2 separate regions of the Homo sapiens genome follow, and region 1 is linked to region 2. Evidence: read pairs that join two places in POLR2A ChIA-PET (ENCODE). Cell type or tissue: CD4-positive, alpha-beta T cell. All regions are shown on one strand. Links, peaks and the distances in the headings refer to the core of each region. The heading gives the core; the rest is flanking DNA.

What was found. ChIA-PET counts read pairs that join two places held together with the same protein. Peaks named below come from ENCODE experiments on the same cell type or tissue, not always from the same donor. Only the 100,000 strongest peaks of a DNase experiment are listed, where the experiment ranks them.
Region 1: POLR2A ChIA-PET joins it to region 2 with 11 read pairs; 7 of 35 experiments call an interaction of 5 or more read pairs at or near these places.

Annotation. Positions count from the first base shown.
Region 1 is chr2:239,323,017-239,331,336 of GRCh38, reverse strand. The region is part of intron 2 of HDAC4 (histone deacetylase 4); the gene reads left to right. Among named protein-coding and RNA genes, the nearest start is that of MIR4269, 22 kb to the right of the region's middle. In CD4-positive, alpha-beta T cell, for the core only: no CTCF peak of the experiment used is centred there; a DNase peak (open chromatin) is centred at 4,266; H3K27ac peaks cover 1,633 bases.
Region 2 is chr2:239,377,836-239,386,155 of GRCh38, reverse strand. All of the region lies in intron 1 of HDAC4 (histone deacetylase 4), which reads left to right. Among named protein-coding and RNA genes, the nearest start is that of HDAC4, 19 kb to the left of the region's middle. RefSeq lists an enhancer at 1-263. In CD4-positive, alpha-beta T cell, for the core only: no CTCF peak of the experiment used is centred there; DNase peaks (open chromatin) are centred at 4,285 and 5,045; H3K4me3 peaks cover 1,253 bases; H3K27ac peaks cover 1,254 bases.

The DNA of each region.
Region 1 (8,320 bases), core at 248-8,247, 55 kb after region 2:
GGCCACCCCACCCCTTCCTGCTTGTCTTCCCTCCCCCATCCTGCCTCCTTCTCGTGGCTTTTACCGTTTTCCCCTCGAATATGAAGGAAGAATTCATTCCAGATTTAGCTTTAGGAATCATGTGCAGGACGTTGAGTTTCGTGCCATCAATGTCACGACAGTGCTGGCCGCGCTTTGCTCCGATGGCCCATCAGCCCCGCTTCCTCCTGGGCAGGCTGAGAGCTTCACTTGGCCGCTCTCTCAGTATGTCCTCTGGGCTGTATTCAGGCATATCTGCCTTCCTCCCCACTCCGAATTTCGGGCAGCCAAGGTCAGGCAGGTTGGGAATGCGCACGCACAGGGCAGCAGGTCTGTGTCAGCAGCGTGGCATGTGGGGCTGGGGTGGCAGCACAGCCTGTCCTCTTCAGTGGCCTTTTTGGGATGGAGAAGGCTGAGGGTGAGATCTCTTTTGCCACATTAAACCAAAGTGGTTGGGTTACAAATACCACGTTTAGTATACTACGTTTAAAAGTATATTTTATTCAGTATAATTGCTCACTTAAAACATTTAAAGATAAATATACTTGTATTGACACATTGAATTACAGATAGTCTAGTAAGGAAGCCAGCGATTTTTCTCCCTGTAGAAGGCCAGGCCTCATGACCAGGGGATGTTAGCATTATGGGGAAGCAGCCATTTTGTTTGTCAGAATCAGCATCCTCCTCTGAGATAAGAAAACAGAGTGTGAAGGTTGGCTGACCTGTGCCACTTCTGCCACGTGGCTGCCTTCAACCACTGTGCGCGGTCACTGGCAGCCTGTTCAGTGTTGGTGGAGAAGAGCTTCTTGGAGCGGAAGTCCAGGCCAGTGTTCGGTGGGGCCAGAGTTCAGGTGTCCTTGGTGAGCCACACTCCTTCCTGTCGCCCTCTTGCAGTCCTGATTGCCAGGTTGCTGGCTGCAGGCCCCAGTGGCCCTTGCTCAGGCCTTTGGAACCAGGCAGGGTTAGCAGCTGCCACTCCCTCGCGGGGTCTCCTGTGAGGCATCTCTTCCTTTGGCACAGGGTCCCCCTGGGGCCTGGTTGGACCTCCCCTTCCCGATGCTCCTATGGAAAGCTGGCAGTTGGGCCACTTGGCACCACTCCCAGTGTCCCTCTGGCTCTCCTGTGGCTCTCCCATGGCTCTCCAGGCAGCTGTACCTGGCCTGCATACGGCCTCCGGCCATCGGCTCTGTGGCCGCTGATCCAGGCCCCTACAAGTTTGATTCTGCCCCGTCATCTCAGTGAGACAGGCACAGCCTCTGCAGCAGCAGCTTGGGCTTGGAGGGCAGGGGCCACGTCGGGCCAGCAGCTCCTCTCCAGCTTTCTGCACACCCCTCCTCCCACCAGGACACCCCTCCTCCTTGCTCCCCCATTCCTGCTCCGGCTGGGGGAGGGAAGCTGGCATCACACAGACACCCGTGGCCGCCTCCCACTAGGCTTCTGCTCCCTTCTCTGAGACATGGGGCTCCTAAGAGACTTCACCTTATAGGGTTGTCGTGAAGATCCAGTGAGGCAGGCACGGAGCCCAGCGCCTGTTCCTGCCCAGGGATGTCAGCTGCTGTCCTCCTGTTGGGATCCAGAACCCTTTGTAGCCCAGCCCAGGCCCTGAGTGTCTGGCAAGGTTTAGTTTAGTCAGCCTTGTCAGACTCATGCCCTTTTTGATAAATATAAATAACCTGTGTCCTTCAGTGTTTGAAATTTCAGAATAACTTGGACATCAGATCACAAAACAAATGGAGCACGGGTGTCTGTGTGATGCCAGCTTCCCTCCCCCAGCCGGAGCAGGAATGGGGGAGCAAGGAGGAGGGGTGTCCCGGTGGGAGGAGGGGTGTGCAGAAAGCTGGAGAGGAGCTGCTGGCCCGACGTGGCCCCTGCCCTCCCAGCCCAAGCTGCTGCTGCAGAGGCTGTGCCTGTCTCACTGAGATGACGGGGCAGAATCAAACTTGTATGTTTTACCTTTTTTTCTCTTTTGGTGATGAGTGATGGTAAACCATAAAACTCAACTCCTGAGAAAGGAATTTTACTAGCAGATAATGGAGGGTTCCTGTCATTCCAATAGGAGGACCCGCCTTTGGGGTCTGCACAGCTGGTGGGGTCCCCGTGGACCCCTTCTGAGTCCTTCTGGGAGTGGGCTAGCCCAGGATCGGCTGGTGGGGAGGTAGCTGCACTGGGGGGGATGTGGGGGGTTGGCATTGCAGGACCTTCCATGCCGCCTGCCTCCATCTGGGGCCAGGAGTTGGCCCTGGGCTCTGCCTGTGGGTCCTGGGTGTGCTGCTGCTGCCTGGTGGCCTGGGCCTGGAGGAAGGAGCTCAGCTTACACTCCCAGCCTTTCAGGCAGGTTCGCAGCAGCCAAGTGGTTTCTTAAAAAGAATTCCTCCTCCCTTGATTAATTTCTGGCATGCTGCTTCGGGGAGCTCTTGCGTCAGTAAATCGTCATAAACCCCCAGTTGTCTGGATCAGACATAAACACCAAGCCCAGCTCCACCGCTCCTGACTCTTGGCCAGGGCTGGCCTGCCCTCTGAGCTCCGGGCTGGGCTGCTGGAGATAAAGAGGGCCAGCGGGCGCCCGAGAGGTCAGGCGTATGGCTGCACCCGACAAAGTCCTTTTCTCAGAGGTGCCGAGCCTGGCAGTTCGGATGTGTGCTGTGCTCGCTGGGGGAGGATGCCGGGCACAGATGTGATTTATTTCCTGAAATGTTTGGTGTTTCTTTTTCCTCCCCCACCAGCTCCCCACTCTCATGGATAGGATGTTTTCCTCGTTGGGAGTATTTGCCTCCTTCCAGTGGGCATTCTGTAGGGGTTAAGAAAGATCCCTGTGTGTGAGGCTTGCACAGTGTTACATTCAGGTCTGGGAAACTCAGGGGCTGGACAGCAAGTACCTCACTGTCCAGATCTCAAGGACAGAATGCCTTACAGAATGCTTCCTGTTGCTCACAGCAAACCTCATCTTAAGGCCTTTTCAGCAGCGTTTGAGATCGTCAGGAGGTCCCGGACTACATTCATCCTGCCCTTGTTTTTGTAGAACATTTTTCATCTGGGGTACCCGTGAAGAGGCCAGAAGCCTGGGAGCTGGGTTCCCCACAGTCCTGGGTTACCGGGGAGCACACTTGGGCCAGCGCCAGGGCTCCTCCAGGGTGGCTAGAAGAAAGAACTTGGGCCTCCAGTCATTTCAGGGCTGATTCAGGCATTTGGCAAGTATTGATTGAGCCCCTGCTATAGGTGGATGGTGGGAATGTGTGGCTTTCAGCGTGTCATCCAGCTTACATTGCTCAGGGCGGGGACCAGTCACTGGCAGATGTGGAGGGATGTGCAGTGAGGGGCCTTGTGGACAGGGCCAGGCATGGGCCTGTACAGACATTCAGAAGAAATGGCAGCCACCCCAGGCCCCTGGATGGTGTGTATGCGGGGAGAGCATGGGAAGGAAGACTGTCCAGAGACTGTCCAGGGGCCTCTGCTGGATGTTAGCTTGCAGGGAGCAGTGTGGGCCAGGAACCAGGCAGGGCTTGGCCATGCCCATGAATTTGGCCAGGGTGTCTCTAGGCTTGCTCTGGGTTTCCGAGGGCCTGCAGGGCACAGGCACGCTTTGGGGAGGCTGTCAGGCCCTGGTTCTGAGTCCCATCCTGTGAGCCAGGCAGTCTCTCTGGGAAAGCCCTGTAGGCAGAAGGGCAGTCCCGGGCCAAGTCTGGGCTGGCTGGCTGGGGGCTAGCGTCTGATTTCAAGATTGCAGTTTCGACTTGTTTTCTGCCTATGCACATAAACTGTGGTATGAACCAAATTTAAGGGAGTTTCATGAATGAAAAAAAGTCCAGGCTGTCTACGATAATTAACTTTGTGTGTAAAATTGAGAAAAGACTTCCGTATTGTAGCTGAGGGGCAGAACAGCTGAGTTTCACTCGCTGGACACCTGGGCTCTGCAGAGCAGGTTCTGAGGGCAGGGGACCTGGGCCCCAGTTTCTGAGCTGCATGGGGGTGCCTCCCAACCCCTGGGGAAGGGGAGGAACGTTCATCGGGCCCCGGCTTGCCTTATTCATGCCATTGGCTCAGCCGAGCCCTGGGCCACCCCGTGGGAAAGGCACACCCTCCCTCCCAGGTGGGTACGGCTAGGCTCCCAGGGCAAAGCCAGGTGCCCCAGGAAACCCAGCTGCCAGCAGAGCCAGGCGAGGCTGCCGCCTTCTGACCCCAGGCTCTTGTGGCTTCCTTGGGGCTCTGCTTCTCAGATTCTGAAACATTTGTTCAGCGAAGGCAGTTGGTGAATCATCCTAGTCAGGGTTTTTTTCCAGAAACAGGTGCACCGCCAGTGAGTGATGTGGTCTCGTTCAGACTGTGCCTCTCATGCCTGCACTCATGGCCTGGGAAGGTCGTACCCCTGGGCCTGTTGTGCACTTCTCTTTAGCAGTATGACAGGGGTGACCTCTGTGTGCTTGGGGGTGGCATGTGAACTGCCCCACAGGCTCCCATCAGCATTCAGAGAGGCCTCAGGTGCGGTGGATGTGGGGGTCTCGGACCAGAGAAGCAGCCAGCTGCTGGCTCGCTGGGATGCCCATGGCCCCAGAAGTATCTAGCAAATCATAGAGAGTTTAAAACATACTGCCATCTGTTGTTTTCTTCCAACTCCTTGCTTTGCCATTTATTCTGTCTTGAAGATTATTTCATATCAGTTAATAAAGCAATCCCTGATTCTTTTAATAAATAACATATTTCTTTTTAATTCTTGAAATAACACTTGGGTGTTGTTTCTGTCTACCAACATGTATATTAATTTCTTTGTTCATCATGCTTTTTTATTGTGGTAAAATATACATAACATAAATTTATAATTCTAAGCATTTTGAAGCGCACAGTTCAGTGGCAGTAAATATTTTCCCATTGTTGGGCAACCATCACCACCATCCATTCCCAGAACGTTTTCATCTTCCCGAACAGAAACTCCATACCTAGTAAACAATCCTGTTTCCCTCCCTCTGGCTGCGGCACCCACCATTCACCATTCTGCTTTCTCAGCGAATCTGACTCCTCTAGGGCCCTTCTGTGAATGGACTTGTATTTGTCCTTTTGTGCGTGGCTTCTTTCACTTGGCATAATGTGTCAGGGTTCACTCGTATTGTGGCATGGTCAGAATTTGGTTCCTAAAACTTTTAAGGATGAGCAGTCCATTGTGTGCATACATCACATCTTATTTATTCCATCTCTTGGTGGACCTTTGGGCCGTCTTAACTTTTTGGCCATTGTGACTAATGCTGCTGTGAACATATGTGTACACACGTCTCTGAGTCCCTGCTTTCACATCTTTTGGGTATATACCTTGGAGCAGAATTGTTGAATCCTATGATAATTTTGTGCTTAATTTATTATTATTTTTTTTTCATCCCACTCTGTTGCCCAGCCTGGAGTACAGTGGTACAATCTCGGCTTCCTGCAGCCTCTGTCCCCCGGGGTTCAAGTGACTCTCGTGCTTCAGCCTCCCGAGTAGCTGGGACTACAGACACCCGCCACCACGCCCGGTTAATTTTTGTATTTTTAGTAGAGATGGGGTTTTGCCATGTTGACCAGGCTGGTCTCGAACTCCTGACCACAGGTGATCCACCCGTCTCGGCCTCCCAAAGTGCTGGGATTACAGGCGTGAGCCACCACGCCCAGCCCTGTGTTTAAGTTTTTAGAAACCACCAAAGTGTTTTCCACAACACTGCACCATTTTATGTTCCTGCCCACCACGTATGAGGGTTCCAATTTCTTCACATCCGCACCAATATTTTTTATTTTCCAATTTTGAAATAATAGTCATCCTAGTGAGTGTGAATGGTATCTTATTGTGGTTGTGATTTGTATTTGCCTAATAATTAGTGATGTTGAACATCTTTTCATGTACCTATTGGCCGTTGGCATATTTTCTTTGGATAAATGTCTCTTCACGTCTTTTGCCCATATTTGAATTGGGTTGTTTGTTTTTTTGTTGTTGTGTTGTAGGGGTACTTCATATGTTATAGATATATAATCTGCAAATATCTCCTTCTATTCTGTAGGTTGTCATTTCACTCTCTGGATGGTGTCCTGTGGTGCACAGAAGTTTTTCATTTTGATGAAGTGCAGTTAATCTGTTTTTTGTTGCTTGGCCTTTGATGTCATATCTAAGAAGCCACTGCCAAATCCAAGGTCATGAAGACTAACCCCCTGTGTTTTCTTCTATGAGTTTTATGGTTTTAGTTCTTATATTTAGATCATTGGTGTATTCTGCCTTAAGTTTTGCATATGGTATGAGGTAGGGGTTCAACTTCATTCCTTTGCCTGTGGCAATTTGATGGTCCAGCACCATTTGTTGAAGAGGATGTTGCTTGCCTTTAGCTGCTGTAAGAGAGCATGTGTCTTAGAGGAAAGATCTTGCTCATTTCTGAAGTTGTGCTTTGGAAGTGTCTGAGCTGCAGTTGTTCTTCCTTCCCAGGTCGGTGTAGACTCTGCTCTTCCTAAGCCAGGGCGCTGCAGCCATATTCAGTCTCTTGTTCTTTGGCTCCCGTCCCTGTCGCTGCGTCCCTACAGCAGCACCTCGCCCACGCCCCCTTCTGTTATGGCCTCTCCAAGGGATGGCGAGTTTAACAACAACTGACCAGGGTTTCCACAGGAGACAGAGAACAGGCTTTCTGCAGCGTGGGTTCCCAGTTGTGCTGTGAGCTGTGGTGCCTCGTGAGTGGGGCTCTTCCGACCATCCTGTCACCACTTGCGTCAGAGTCCTGCGTGCTATCTGCCTGGGGGTCCTGAGTGTGCTGGCTGCTGCACTGAAGCGGGTGGGCTGCTGAGCAGGAAGCCACAGCATGCCACGCAGGCACTTTGGCTTTGCTTGGCCCCTGGAGAGCAAACACATAATGGCAATAGGCTTTACAGGGAGTAGGATTTATTTACTTTATCTGAAGGAGTTTAAAAATTGCTATTGTTCTCTTGGCTTTTAATTTTCACTCTCACCAGCCTTTCTGTTCAGGATACTGTGCGGTGAGGACCTCTTTCTCCATGTTAAGTTCGCACTGGTGAGTTGTGGCAGGATTGGTTTTCTTGTAGGATGGCTCAGGGCTGTGTTTCTTTCAGCTAATTGTGGCTACATTTTTGCCTTTGCGTGTCCAATTTGGGTTTCAAATTCAGGATTGTCCAAGTACTCTATGTTTGAAAATATTTTCCAGAGACCCCAGATTTCTTATTTATGTGCGTTAGTTACTTTTTAATTTTTTCAGCTGCCTTCTAGTTTCACACCTTCAATTGTGCTAATCCTTCGCATTTTAAAAGTTACACCAGCCTTTGTCAGTGTTTCATCAGTGCATACCGTAGCGCATGTGGTCCCGTTCAGATGCACTTTCTGTGGCCTGGATTCTAGGGGAAGCAATAGAGGATATATTTCATTCTGAAATTTGCACTGTTTCTTTTTTAAGTTAAATATTTCAACAGCAATGGATGTTCTTGTCTTTTTTTAGAAAAAATAAAAATGAATGTTTTTGTGGCGCTTCTGCCTGCTTGAGTGGCAGCGTTTTTTCCCTGTGCAGGCCCCCAGGTGTGTGTGATTGGCTGCCCCGGGGCCCCGTGACAGGGGATGCTTTTTGAGCTCTCACCGGCATCTTCCTCCTTAAATCCAGATTGGGCGGAGACATGAATTCAGCATTACCTCTCCCATGTCCACACGTGAAGAAGCACTTTCCAGGCGCACACACCTAAGTCGTTGGCCGCGGGTTCTTGGAGGGCGTGGCCTGAGCTCCCAGACGCCTCCTCTCTCACCTAGCACTGCACAGTGCCTTCCACACACAGGCTCTCCGAGGATCTGCCCCATTTATTGCTTTGATTTTGTTGGATGAAAGCAGTTTATTAAATAAATGGGAAAATACTCCCCTTCCCCAGTTTCAAAAGTTAAGATGTAGTCTTTTCTTTACTTAACATCCAACAATGCTGAAAGATGAAAGAAAGGAAAATGCTCTCTTTACCCTGCCAGACCACATTTAGCTGGGAGGCACACAGTTCAGAGAAAGTCACAGGTGACATTTTGTAGATTCTCAAGCAGGAGCTCTCTCTCTTTTTCTCTCTTTCCCTCTTTGTCTCCCCATGTCCATACCTGTACCTATTACATACACGATAGAACAGCAATGGGATTTTTTTGTAGCTCCGTAATATTTCAGTATTTAAAAATCCTCTGTTAATGGGACTTAAATTTTTTGTATAGTAAATAACACCTCAGCGAGCATTGTTGCACATGTGTCTTTATGTTTGGGGCTGGTTGTTCTTATCATGATTGTTTTGTTAGGATAAAGTCCAAGAAACAGAACTGTGGGGACAAGGG
Region 2 (8,320 bases), core at 239-8,238:
TGTGCTCCGACTCTCAGCCTTCCTTCTCTGCCCTGGTCCTGGCATCCTGTGGCTCATCATTGTCTAGAGTAAAACGCAGGCCCCTCTGCCTTGCCTGCCGGGTCTTCCAGGGTTTGGCCCAGCCTCCCCGACCCAGATTCCTTCTCCCTCATCCTTGGGTCTGGCCACATTGTTTAGCCCTTGTTTAGGGCACACCTGAGCTTTCCTGTCCCTGGGCCTCTGTTTACCTTGCCTCCGGGGCTTGTTTGGGGCTCCCAGAGCAGAGCTGTAGGAGACTGTCTTGGACCGCTTTCCGGGGCCCAGTGGCCTCTTTTTGATTCTGTACCGGCAGGAAGGGTCATCACAGCCTCCGTGGCTTCCTCGGCACTCACCGTGGCTTGCCTGGCCTCCTGTCCCCTTTGTGAGTTGTAGTGAGTAATGGACGAGGCTGCAGTCAGGCTCCCTGTGTCCTGTTGTATCACATGGTCCTTCTGGGGCTCCTGGGGTGGCGTCTGTAGAATCAGGGACAGGCGTGTGCGTGTTCCTTATCACAGGCCGGCTTTGCCCACTGGTAGGCTGTGCTGTGCACGTGAAGCTGCAAGGGCTCCTGGCACAGGCAGGCAGGGGGCTTGAGGCTGAGACTTCAGAGGGAACAGGGGCCCCTGTGGCCACTCATTTCCATGCTCTAGCTCTGCCTTCCCGCTCTGGCCACCAACAGGGAGCCGGGTGGAGGCAGAGCTTCCCCGCTGCTGAGCTGGGCAGAGTCGTGGGCCAGGAGCCTCCTTTTCTTCAGTCCTCGGAGGTGACCCGGAGGCCCCCGGAACCTCCTGACACTGCCAGCCAGTGCTTCCTCCTGCTGAGAGCAGCCAGCCCGCTGTGTGCCCCCATGTACTGAGCTCCAAGAGTGTCGCCTCTGGCTAAGGGAAGCTGAGGGCAAGGCTTCTTCCTGAGGCTTGGAGGAGACCTTTCAGCTGAGGTGCTGGGGATGCTGGGGAGAGGGCCTCCACGCAAAGCAGTCAGGGGCTATGGGCCTCCGATTGTGCCAGTCCTGTGGAGGCGGCCGGGAAGCAAGGTGCCCTTCTCAGGAGAGAGAGCCAAGATGGAAGGGAAGGGATGGGAAGGGCTCTTCCATGGAAGCCTTGTCCCTGTCCCTGTGCACAAAATGTCCGCAGTTCTGTTCTCCTGTATCCTGGCTCGCTGGAGCCCTTGGGTGTGCACCTCCCCATCAGTTTCTGGGCCCGGTGGGGTGCAGAGAGGAGCCCTGAGCCCCTCCTCAGGTCCTGCCTGTGTCTCATCTTCCTGGTGCTTGGTCCGAGGGCTGATGTATTTGGAAGTTTTATTTAAGCTGTTGTATTGTTAAAGTGTCATCTTTGTATGTGTTTGAATACAAATCGGCATTTTAGGGATCAGAAGCAGGGGACAGAGCCGTGGGGTATATGGTGCTGGGGCCATGTCCACTGAAACAAAGCAGACTCATTGTTGCCGCCTAGGACCCATTCCTTCGGATGCAGGGCAGTTTTCCCTTCTCTTTCTTTTCTTCCGTTTCCTTTGCCTTTTTCTGAGATAGAGCCTTGATCTGTTGTGCAGGCCGGAGTGCAGTGGGACAATCATGGCTCACTGCCGCCTTGACCTCTTGGGCTCTCTCCATCTGCCTGCCTCAGCCTCCTGAGTAGCTGGGACTACAGGCGTGCACCACCACATCTGGCTTTTTTTTTTTTTTTTTTTGTAGAGACAGGGGTCTCACTATGTTGTCCAGGCTGGTCTTGAGCTCCTGGTCTCAAGGGATCCTCCCACCTAGGCCACCTAAAGTTCTGGGATTACAGGTGTAAGCCACCATGCCTAGCCTCAGTTTTCTTTTTCATTAAACATTTCCATATGATAGAGAGAGGTACTAAAATATGTCATTTCGAATGTGGCTTTAGGGAGATCATGGATCTTTTCAGCCCACGCAGGTATCCCAGATTACGAACAGCTGATACAGAGGACCTGGGATCTGGGCATCCCCTAATATTAGCCTGGGTGTCTTTCCCATCGATGTGGTGTGCAGCCAGGTCCCCCTGGGTTTTCTGCCTTTGCAGAGCACGATGGAGGGTTGCCCACGAGCTGCTTCTCTGTCTGTGTCCGGGCTGTTCGTGGCTTCCCATTAGAGGCGAGAGTGGACTGCGCCTCGTTACTCACGTCAGTAGGCCTCTCGCACGGTGCCCAGGTGCCAGCGATGGCAGCTCTTCCAGCCGCCCTGCCCTCCAGTGGCTCTCACGTCTGTCCTTGTCTGGCCTTGTTGGCGGGGCTGATGCTGTCTGGGGGACTCTGTGGGACTGTGTGGATGAGCTTCATCCTGTCTGCATCCTGTTTCCACTTTGTATCATTTTTCTCACTTTCCAGTCTCTGTTGTCCATTCCTGCCCCGGCCATCGTTGAGGGAGGGGCCATCAGCTGGCCCGAGGCAGTGCTCTACCCTGCCCCCCACCCCACGCCCTTGAGTGAGAGCTGCTGAGGCGGTGTCGTTGCCGCGCTTTCTCCCACCAGGTACAGAGAGGGAATAAATGGTAATGGATTGATCGGGCGCTCTTTGAGCGTATTGGGTTTGCAAAACTAACTGCTTCCTTGTTGCTTCATTGTGGCCCAGACTGCGCTTGCCGTGGGTTTCTCTGTGGCGCTCAGAGGAGCCAGTTGAGGAGGCACCTGTTCCGGCTGAGTGCTTAAGAAGCCGACCTCTGCCACCCCTGCCCCTGCCTGCCCACATGTCATCAGATCTGTTTCCAAGCCCTGCTCCATCTCCCGAGAGGCAGCTTTATCCTTCTTTCAGATTCTGAACTCACAGACACTGACGTTTGTCCAGCCTCCAAGCGAGGATCTGCTCAGTGGTTATGCACTTTACGGGAAGGTGCAGGGCTCAGAGCAGTGCCAGGGCCTCCTGCTTGTGAGGGGCATCATGGTGGAGGATTCCCCCTGTGGGCTGGAGCCAGGGTCAGGGGTGGCCACGGGAAACAAGCACATCTTCCTCGACAAGGGGAGCCTTTGGGTGAGCGGGGTGAGATCCGTGAACTGGACTGTGAGACCGTGTTGGAGAACACTGGGTATTAAGCCAACCATGCCTGTAACGTGGGCAGTTACACAGTGAAATGAACACTTCACTTGAGTTGTTAGAAAGTGTAAGCTGTTGCTCACGCCTGTAATCCCAGTACTTTGGGAGGCCGAGGTGGGTGGATCACCTGAGGTCAGGAGTTCACGACCAGCCTGGTCAACATGGTGAAACCCCATCTCTACTAAAAAAAATACAAAAAAGTTAGCCAGTCGTGGTGGCTCATGCCTGTAACTCCAGCTACTCAGGAGGCTGAGGCAAGAGAATTGCTTGAACCTGGATGGCTGAGGTTGCAGTGAGCCGGGACCGCAACATTGCACTCCAGCCTGGGCAACAAGAACCAAACTGCGTCTAAAAAAAAAAAAAGAAAAAGAAAGTGTAAGCTGTTAAAGAAAGCTCCCATCACGGTGGGCTGGCTTTTCCTGGCCTGGCCCCACCCACAGGACCCCTGGGCTGTTTCTCCCCTTTGTGGGGAGGAGTCAGGGAAGCCCTGTTTGGGGGCCCATGTAGAGGGCAGAGCACTGTGGCTCCGGGGTTCAGTCTCTGAGACGTGGCCCATCTGGGTCACTCTGGGTGGTCCTACCCATTACATGATCAGAAAGGCACAAAGTAGAAAATGTGTATCTTGTATTGCCTGAGAGTTTTATTAAAGCATTTCCAGTATCATTAATATTAGAGGAACTAAATTGGTAGAATAGATCAGCAATACAAATAAGCAGTTGCTGTAATTGGGAAAAATACTAATGATTTAATTTGCATATGTGGCAGAAGCGACGTTTTATGATTGCTTTGATAATAAAAGACAGGCTGAGTATCACCAATGCACGCAAATAAAGAATCCATTAATTCTATTCATTTAAAAAAATGGTATTCCCAGCTTCTGCAGCGACAGTTTAACAATTAGCGTGCCTAATTTTAATCTGTTACGTGGGTGCAGGTCCTGACTAACTTGGGAAGGCAGCTCCTGCTGGTGTGAGTCTGTGCTGTCGCTGATTGTGCTGAGGAATATGGAGATCCCAGCCCTTGGGGAAGCAGAGCCCTTGGCCCTAGGGAGCCGTATGTGATCTGTATCACTGTTGGCTTTGGGGGCCTGAGCAACTGGGACTGTGTTGCCCTGGCTTCCAAAGCCCAGTGAGCAGTCTCAGCTGATGGAGTGTGTGTGTGTGACGTGGAACTGGGGGGCGGTGACTTCAGTCACTCTGGCTTGAGTCTATTTTAGGGGATCTCTCGCCTAGGAGGTTTTGCACCCTCCTCCCCCAGGGGACATTTGTCAGTGTCTGGAGACAGTTTTGGTTGTCACATCTGGGGGCGTGGTACTGGCCTGTAGTAGTTTGAAGCCAGGGTTGCCACTGAACATTCTACAGCACATGGGACAATGAATTGTCCGTCGCAAATGTCATTGGTACCTAGGGTGAGAAGCTCTCTTGTCATTAAGTCCAGAACATGAGCATTTATTTAGCATTAGAAGTAAATGGCACCGCATTTGCCCAGTATGGATTTTGTTCCACTGTACAGTCATAGAACTTAAATAGTAATTTTGAAAACTCTTGGGACAAGTTACATACATCATTTACCAGCTTGGGGGTGAGGAAATGAAACCAGCTTTCATTTACATTTTTTTGCATGTGAATAAAATGTACCTTTCTCCTCTCCTTTTCGTTTCTTTTCATTTCTCCATCTCTTTCAGATTTGAAAAATGGGTTTCGATTCCCCAGAACTTACATTTTCCCAGCCAGAGCGTGTTTTGCATGCAGATGTAGTTCGAGATAACAAAGAGGCATGTTTGTGTTGTAGTGACTACATAAAAAGAAAGGATATTGCTGAATTGTAAATTGCATTTTTAGAATATGCTAAAACGAAGCACTGAGAGTCATTTGTCTTCACTGCAGCTCAGCTCACTGCGTGTTTTCATTGTAGTGATTGAGGAAGGCGGTCGCGGGAGGCAGCTCCGTGACTCTTGGTTCCTAGACGGTTTCCTTCCTCAGAGCATCGCGTGTACGTCACGTGTTCAGGTGACAGCTCAGTCACCATAAATATACTTTAAACATCCTGATGTGTGTGTTGTGTGTGGGATGCTGTTGTTTCAGTCACTGCCAGTCATTTTCTCAGCTATCAGGACGTGAACCCGTGTTTGCTCCTTGCATCCGGGAGGCGCTGCTGAGGGGTGACCTCGATCCACAGGAAGTGTGCGCTGTGTACGGGAACGTTTAAACCGGGCATCCCTCGTTTTCTGAGATGGGACGTGAAGGCCGAGTGGAGATCGGTAGGCAGCAGCAATGCCTCTGAAGTTGGGGACAAAGCGGGAAAGAATCCATGTGAACAAGCAGTTTGGGCAATTTATTTGATTGTGTGTGTGTTTCCGGCTTTTAAATATAAAAAAAATTTTCAATTGTGGTAAGAAACACCTAACAAAATTAACCATTGTAACCATTTGTTAGTGTACAGTTCAGCAGTGTTAATTATATTCACGTGGTTGTGCACCCAATTTCTAGAATTTTTTCATCTTGCAAAACTGAAGCTATTAACATACACCCATTAAATAGCTATTCAATTAGAGTTTTTAAAGGCAGGTGGTTCTTCTGAAACACAAGGTTACTGTCAGGCCCGTGGTGAACTCAAATGTTTGCTAACTATAGAGAGAAAGATGGGAAAAAACAAATGTTTATACATACAATAACTATAGCTACACATAGATAAAATATGTCTATATTATCAATATAGAATACATAGTAAATGTGTATTTATAACATATGTATAATTTAATGTAAATGTACATTAAATACATGAATTATATAAGAAGTTAAATGTGTGCACGGACGTGTGTGTGCATATGCCCATCCTCGATTTACCCAAAGACGCGGGCCATTGCAGAGCTCGCGCATTCCGCAGTGGGATTTCTTCTTATTCCTCTGGTCCAGATCTCCAGAACTGATTGTGCTGTTTTCTTTCTCTGAATGAATCGAGCCTCATGAGGGCCCTCTTGGCTCTGGCACCCATGGGCCCACGCCGCGCCCCCGACCCCAGGTCTCATCCCCTTTTTCGTGCACGCCCTCCCAGCCCAGTGGAGTCTTGGCGCCCCCGGCTGGATGGCAGGCTGGCCACACTCCACCACGGGCCAGATGGAGCCTGCAGTCTGCATCCGCTTCCCCCCGAGTCACCCCGCAGCCAGGTCCGGAGCATTCCACTGTCTCCCTATCCCACTGTCAGTGTCTGCGTGCAGGTGCTGAGCCTGGCTTGGTGTTCTTCTGTCCTTTGTTTCCTGTGACCCTGTGGTGAGTGTGACCCCGTGGTGGGGCAGGGGCTGCTCTCTGGCCTTCCCAGTGGAGAGGATGAGCAAGGGGCCCCGGCAGCCGATGGGGGGCTTGGAGAAAGGGCGCTTACCCCACCCTGGGGCTCCTTGGGGCTGCCAGGGGAATGGTGCCCAGGCTGGCTCTGAAGATAGGGTAAGATGACTGGGCCACCAAGGTGGGGGCTGTGGGGAGCGCTAGGGAGGCCCTGCCAGGAGCCGGTGCCCTGAGAGCAGGGCGGGCACTGGGCCAGCTCAGGCCGAGGGGACCTGCCAGACCCCTCCTGGGAGCTTGGACCTCCTTGGGTAAGAAGGAGCAGACCTTGATGGGGCTGGGCTGGGGCTGTGCTTGAGGGACTGGAGGGTGACAGGCAGAAGAGGGCAGTGGCTCCACAACGGGTAGACGGGGTGAGTCTTGGTGTCTGTCAGTGACTGCCAGCATGCCCAGCATCATCACACGCTCTGCTTTCTCCTGGCACCGGCCTGGTGCGTCTCCCCGGGGCTCGCCCACCTGCGCGGGAGCCAGCACTTGCAGGGACCCACCTTCCTGGGTTGGTCACCTGGCTTCCTTCCTCTCCACCCCCAGCGCCCACTCCCCCTGGCTGGACTCTCCCTCTGTCCTCCGAGGAACAGCTTTTCTTGGCGGCCTCCACCCCCAGCTCCTGCCTTCCTGGAGTGACTTGCCCCTGGGCTCCCTGTCACTTCTGAATTACTTAGCCTGAGGAGCGTTTCTTCCCTTTGTGTCTCCTTCCCTAGGGCACTTCCTCTTTACCTTCCCGTCCCACCCCTGCGGCTGACACTGAAGATTCTGCTGTGTGCCAGTGAGTGAGCGGGCCCAGCATGGGACACTTTTCCTTGGAAATGAGGGGAAAGAGGGCTGCTTCCTGGGGAACTAGACAGAGCTTGGCAGTCTTCGAGGAGGCCTGGTGTGTCCTCTTTGTTCGAAAGACTGTTTTGCCTCAGGCCAAATTGTCCGACTCTGCCAAGGCAGGAAGGAGAGTAGGAGATGCATGGATCCCTCAAGTGAACAAGAGAAGAGCCCAGGACATGCCGGGGTCATTGGTTGCTGGGGTCATTGGTTCCTGGGGTTATTGGTTCCCGGGGTTATTGGTTCCCGGGTTCATTGGTTCCCGGGGTCATTGGTTCCCGGGGTCATTGGTTCCCGGGGTTCTTGGTTCCCGGGGTTCTTGGTTCCCGGGGCCGTTTCAGGCCACCTCTGGCTCCTGAGAGCGAGGGGAGCCCATGGAGGCCTGCAGAGGAGAGTGGGAGGTGAGGACAGGGACCTCTGGATATGGCCCTCAACAGTACGATGGTCCTTGTGATGCTGCCATCTGGGTGGTGCACGTTCAGTGTGGGTGCCAGCCCTGGCGCAGTGTCAGAACAGCCGTGGTCACGTTGAGCATGTGACTCAGCTCTTCGTTCCCCGGGGCCAACGCCTTCCCTCTTCCAGGCCATCATCGTGTGGACCCCAGCTGCCAACTCCGTCTCCATCCTGGACTCTGCTTTAGTGCCCTCCCCACCCTGGTCACCGCTGGACTTTATGTGCCTGGGTGCTCGTCTCCCCCAGGAAGGAAGGAAGTCCCCAAGCTGTCACGGATGCCCACTGGGCTGCTCTTCGACAGACGCCTCAGGGTCCAAGAGGTGTCTCCCGGGCCAGATCTATGTGCACAGGGCATGTCCCCAGGCTGAGAGGGGCACCCACCTGCCGCTGGCATTCCCCGGATGTTGGCTGAGTGGAGGGGCACCGCGTTTGCTGGACAGAGGGGATGCCTCAGGACGCGACGTCTCCCCTGGAGGACAATGGCCATAATTCTTTTTGAAAACCAGGCATTTTGATGTCCATAGAACTCCTATTTCAGGGAAAATTAGAGGTCCTTGAGGTGGGTGTAAAACCAAGCAGGTGGGGCGCTCCCCCTGTGGCATATGGAGACAGTCCCAGCAGAAGGTGGCGGCAGCTGAGCTCAGCGCGGTGAT